Linked DNA regions of Homo sapiens: region 2 is linked to region 1. A link is a contact called in ENCODE Hi-C data. All regions are on one chromosome and are shown on one strand. Each heading gives the region's core, a stretch centred on a gene start or an enhancer-like site at or near the end of the contact. The rest is flanking DNA. Distances are from core to core; before and after follow the strand shown. Region 1 holds the start of PRPS1 (phosphoribosyl pyrophosphate synthetase 1). Region 2 holds the start of TBC1D8B (TBC1 domain family member 8B).

The links. Hi-C counts contacts between places; a loop is a spot of excess contacts on that map. Pooled maps may share reads with other maps.
Region 2: a pooled map shows a loop between it and region 1 (8-fold over the local background). The contact joins the promoter of TBC1D8B here to the promoter of PRPS1 in region 1. A Hi-C loop is called at or near these places in 6 of 50 pooled maps.

The regions. Positions count from the first base shown.
Region 1 is chrX:107,627,081-107,629,780 of GRCh38, reverse strand. It overlaps PRPS1 (phosphoribosyl pyrophosphate synthetase 1), which reads right to left and starts at 1,271. Exons shown (of 7, transcript NM_002764.4): 1 at 1,031-1,271. The coding sequence starts at 1,152. RefSeq lists a silencer at 1,384-1,433.
Region 2 is chrX:106,801,300-106,803,999 of GRCh38, reverse strand. It overlaps TBC1D8B (TBC1 domain family member 8B), which reads right to left and starts at 1,327. Exons shown (of 21, transcript NM_017752.3): 1 at 1,017-1,327. The coding sequence starts at 1,146.

The DNA of each region.
Region 1 (2,700 bases), core at 22-2,521:
CTGAAATAATCAGGTAACCAAGTCATCTCTAAAACAGTCCCATGGTGCCGGTAGAGGGTGTAAGTCGGAGTCGAGGAAGCAAGTTTTACTGGCAAGGCAATGGAAAAAACGCAAGTTGCAATGCACTGTCCAATCCTAGTCTTCCACTACATTGCCTGTCCTCAATTATCTTTAACATTCAGGTATAAAATTGTTTCCTAAATTCCCTACACAGAGCTTAAAGAAGGAGCCAAGTCCAGGATGGACTCGGTTACTGAAAAATACGCTTTTGCATTATCTGTACCACTAGCTGCACTGGGGAAGGTCAAACATTCCAGAATTGAGATTTCCAAGATTTTTTGGATGGCTCAAGCTGAGATGCTGGCTATCAAGGATGCAGAGTCAACGCATCACTTTAACAAATCAACTAGATTTATGGCTCCAATTACTCAGGTAGATGATTCATAAGATGAGAAAAGCCAACGCTTGCTGATCTAAGGGAAGTCGTAATAATTTTGGCGCCTGCAGTATATAATGTCAGTTTCCCTCAACACCAAGCCGAACGGACCAACACCATTTCGAATCAAAAAGCTGCTTATTGGACTCTAGGAAAAGAAAGACCAGGAGAGCTCAGTACGCAGGTAGGCTCTCTAAATGCAAGCTAGTCTAAGAGCTGAAGCAACCCAGTCCAGCCTGGGTGGCTCAACAGCAAAGCCAAGCCACGTGTCCCTACCGCCCTGGCTAAGCGTCGGTCCCCTCTCGTCGCTCTATGCAGCCACTATCTATTGGGTCCCCCAGCCCTTGCCCTCAAACGCAGAAGCTTCGCCTCACACTCCATCTTTTGACTCCACCCCACCGCACGGTAAGAATGAACGTGACCCTCCCGCGAGAGGTAAAATAACGGAAACAGCCCGTGGGGTAGGCTAGTCACAGAGCTGCACCCTCTCCCCCCAACCCCCAGTCTGTTTGAGCTCAAGCGGCGACCCCATCCCTCCTATACTCTGCCGCCTGGGCAGGTGAGGTCTAGTCAGGGTCCCAACTTGGTCCTTACCAGGTCTCCTGGTTGCTGAATTTCTTAGTCACCACCTTGCCTAGCTCCAGGCCCAGGCGGTCAGCAATTTTCTGAGATAAGTCCTGGTGGGAGCTGCCGCTGAAGATTTTGATATTCGGCATCCTGGCCAACTACCCTAAGCACTCCACTAAGCGATCACGGCTGCTGCAGAGACCGGAACCGAAGTCGGCCACAGACTCAATACCAAGCGCTTTGCGTTGCTACTCCGCCATCTTACATTCCCGCCCGGCGCGCGGCTCTAAATTACCCAAAGCGGCGGAGGTGGGGTCAGCGGCGAAGTCCACACCCCGCTGGCAACGATTAGCTAAGAGGGAGCGAAGGGCGGGGTTTGGTCCTCGGTGTAGCTCTGCCTCCTTCCGATTCTCTCAGGTATTGGGTGAAGAGCATGAACGGGGGCGAGACTAACCCATAGCCCGGCCCCCTGTAGCTAGGCTGTTGGGGACAGGAGACGTTGGACTGGGGGTGGAGGGATGCTGGTGACGTCTGAGGCCAGATCGTTCCCGCTAGCGGGAAATCAACCATGCCTGCTTTTTTATTTCCCCTCCCTCAGCGCAGGAAAGTAAGTCTGGCTCTGGTTTACAGTTTCCTTTAAGAAAATCTGTTTATCAGGATGACAGCCACGAGTTTGCATGTTTCTGAACACATTTTTTATCTCTTTATAAGGATGGGGCTGAATTAAAACACTTTTACATCACAGACGTGCATGCAAGGAGTTTGCTTGCCCATTGTAATTGCAGTGTCGCCTTTGCCTGCAAGACAGTTTACATGGGGGAAGTGACTGAAGGCATGCCACCTGAATCATCCAAGAGACACTGCAAGAGAAAGTTGTTTTGTTTCTAGTGCTGGAACCAAGTATGTTGAAACAAGTGAAGGAAGATGGATTTTCCAAACTATCTGGACAATAAAGATCTAACTTTTATAGCCCTCGGAAAGGAAAGAAAGTATAGTGTTCTATGGGACTTCAGATAAAGAGCCCTGAAGGGATTTGAAAAAACCTGGGTTTTAGTCCTGTCTGCCTCATGTAAGCCTCAATGTCATCAGCTACATGTTGCTAATGTGGCCTTTTACACCATGTTTTATTATTTTTATAGCGATACTTGTTAATTGGACCTAAGTGAGCCTTTATTCTTGCACCATGTTTCCATTAAGCATATTTTAAGCATGGGTTAGGAGAAGATAAAAATCATACAATTCTGGAATCAAAAGTGACCATAGTGCTCATAACTACCAAATGTAAAAATAGAAGGGACCTCAGAGATCATATAGTCGTTTTACATATGATAAAACTGAGATGGAGGTGGGAGAGGGATTTATCTAAGTGGCAAAGGCAGAAAATACTCAAAGCAGCATCCTGTCTTTGTCTTACTGCTATTTTCAGCAGTGTCCATGGAGGACTTCTCCTTCTGACCTTTTTTGCACTTTTACAAGCTCAGAAATTTAATGTAGGCCCATGTATATAGGAATACTTGGAGAAGGAAGTAAACTGCAAGGCAGAATATTAGTAGTCTTCCATCATAGGCCATTCATCAAATATTTACTGAGTGTTCTATTGCATGCAAGGCAGTGTGCAAGGCGTTGAGGGGACTACAAAGTATTTGCCCCAAGGGATTCGTTCATTCAATAAATATTTAGTGAACATTCTTTATGTG
Region 2 (2,700 bases), core at 78-2,577, 830 kb after region 1:
TGAGGAATGTCATCCAACAAGTAAGAGAGTAGGATGGGACTAAAATGCAGGTTTTCGGGACTCTTCCCTCTTTCCATTACATCACGCTGCCTGGTCTACCACTTCAAGGTCACAATACCAAATTAGAGATTGATTAGAAAAAGAGCTCTTGCTTTCCCAACGTCCAAAACTTTAAATATCCCTACCCAAGATGAGTGGTCTCAAAATAACTTTCTCTGGAAACTTTAAACATTTGGCCAAAAAACACTTTTTAAGAATTGGGGTCAGGGTGGGTTAGACAGGAAGAGTTAAACTCTTACCGTCTGGCTTACAATCACAGCTTTGAATGAAGGGGCAGCACCAGTCACTCAAGAGATTAATTTATTACGACGTTGTTAATAGCCTTTGAGAGGGGATCCCAAAGATTGAAAACTTGGAGACAAAGTAAAAGATGCTAAATTGGGAGAGATCAGCAATTCTGAGCCTACCCCTCCACCTCTCCTGACTCCAGTTCTCCCTCCTCCCTAATATTTCTTTTGAAGTCTATTTCTCAGGATGTGATTGGGCGCCTCCCTTTCTCCTCACCATCCCCGCGTACCCACTCCATCCCATCCCCCATACGCTTAATCTCCCCAGGGTGCTGATGATCGGTATGGGTTCTGTGAAAAAAGTTAAGTTCACAACTGCGAACTGGCCCCTGTCACCAGCCTAAATGCGACCTGTCTAGGTCTAACACTCATCATCAGCCTCCCTCCCCCCATGGGAAGCGACAAGGTAGGTACCCGTTTCTTCCTTGGCCTCAGAAAGAACCGCGCTCCTCCCTTCACCTGTCCCAACCAAAGAGCAACTCGTCGTCCAGTGAGACATTCTCAGGACTTGGAGGTGGTGGCGGAAAGGTGGTGTCGGGAGAAGAACCCCAGTCCCTCCGCCCACGATTTAGGATCGGGAAACTGGTAGCGACGAGTAACTGTTGTCCTCACCACCTTTTAAGTAACAGCGAACACAGCCCAGAGGCAGGTAGGGTGGCCACAGCTTACCTGTGAGCCCCCCTCCGCCTTCCTCCCCGTAGCCCCGACGCCGCTGCAGCACGAAGTAGTCGTTGGACCTTTCCATCAGCCACAGCTTCAGCGCATTTTTCAGAAGCACTTCCTCAGGCTTCAGCCACATCGCGAACTTTGTGCCCCCCGGGAGCAGTGACCTAGATGCCCTCCTCACCTCACTCTCAACCCGTCTCTTCCCCTCTGCTTCTCCTCCCACCAAATCTTCCTCAGGCGACAGCAGCTCAGGTTCAGGTTTTCCACACTTCCCCCAACCCTCCCTTCTCTCCCACGTAGGCAGAGAGATTGCCAATTCCCTCCCACAGCGCTACCGCCAGACTGGGAAATAGTCCCGCTTCTTTACCTCTTGGGAGTTGTAGTTTCCTACGCGCTTTTCTGTGCTCAAGCGACTGGAACATGGGACTACCCTTCCCACAATACACTGGGGTGAGAATGGGTGGGGGTGCTTTCAAAGCGGGTCCCAGCCATCAGTTAAGTGTGTTTTGCCTATCTGAAGTTTAAAGCATTTTTTTGGTTCAAATAAGTGAGTCCCAGGTGTAAAGGTGTTGCTTCTTTTTATCATTTTACAGCCGAAGGCATTAAACTGTAGAAAACAAAGTTTCTGGAATTTTGGAATATCGGTTCATTCCAGGAAGTAGCAGTAGCAACAACTAACATTTAATGAGCTCTCACTATAGACTCAGGCGATCTCACGTAATCCTCACAGCAGTCTTGCGAAGTGGACATTCGTCCCCGCTTTGCACATTAATAAAGGAAAGCACTGTCGGGTGAGGCGACTTATCCAAGGTCACACAGTCAGTGATACGATTCCTTCTCTAAATCCAAAATTCATGCCTAGATTAAGCTCTTTTTGGTTATATAGGAAGAATATAAAATTTCCAGAAGCCACGCGTTTTCTTCACTCCGTGCACCGCTCCTTTCCTTCACTGTCGCCCCTATCTGTTTATTAAACTGCTGTAATGAACCACAGAAAATCTCTTGTCCAGCTTCCTATTTTGGAATCTAAACAATTTATGTGCATTTTTTTTTTTCTTAAACTCTTAAAAAAATCCCTTTGGAAGCAAACTTGATCTCTTTGTATCTTGGCAATGATGCGCAGCGGTTTGAACACTAAGGTGAATGAGGTCAATAATTTGCATGATATCGCTGTGAGGAAATATTTGACAGATGTTTTTATTTATTGCAATAACTAAGTCCACCGGAATTAAAGAGTGCATTAAAAGTGAAAAAAAGTTTAGAGGGAGGAAGGAGTTGGGAGGCCATGTATAAGCAAAGGGCTCTTGGCAAGCTGTTTTGAGAATAGAGCCTCAAAGTCATGTGGATTAAAAAAAAATGGGGTGGGGCACACGCAGATGCCAAGCCAAGGAACTCTGCCCTGGAGGAGCATCTCTGGGGTAACCTTCCAAGATGTGTGCCATCTCGAGTGAGGCAGGCGTGTGCTCCAAGCAGGGATTTTTCTTGTGAATGAGAAAAGGGGCAATCTGGGATTCTCTTCTACTAAATGGCAGTAAGTAGTCCCAAGGCAGCTATCTGGACAGTTTGGAAAGAGATAATCCTTTCAGAGTCCAGACTGCAATGTATCTTTGGGAAAAGCCATCGCAATTTGAATGTGTACTAAGGGAGGTAATTTCTTCTTCTCTTCCTGGAGAAAGATCAGTAAATG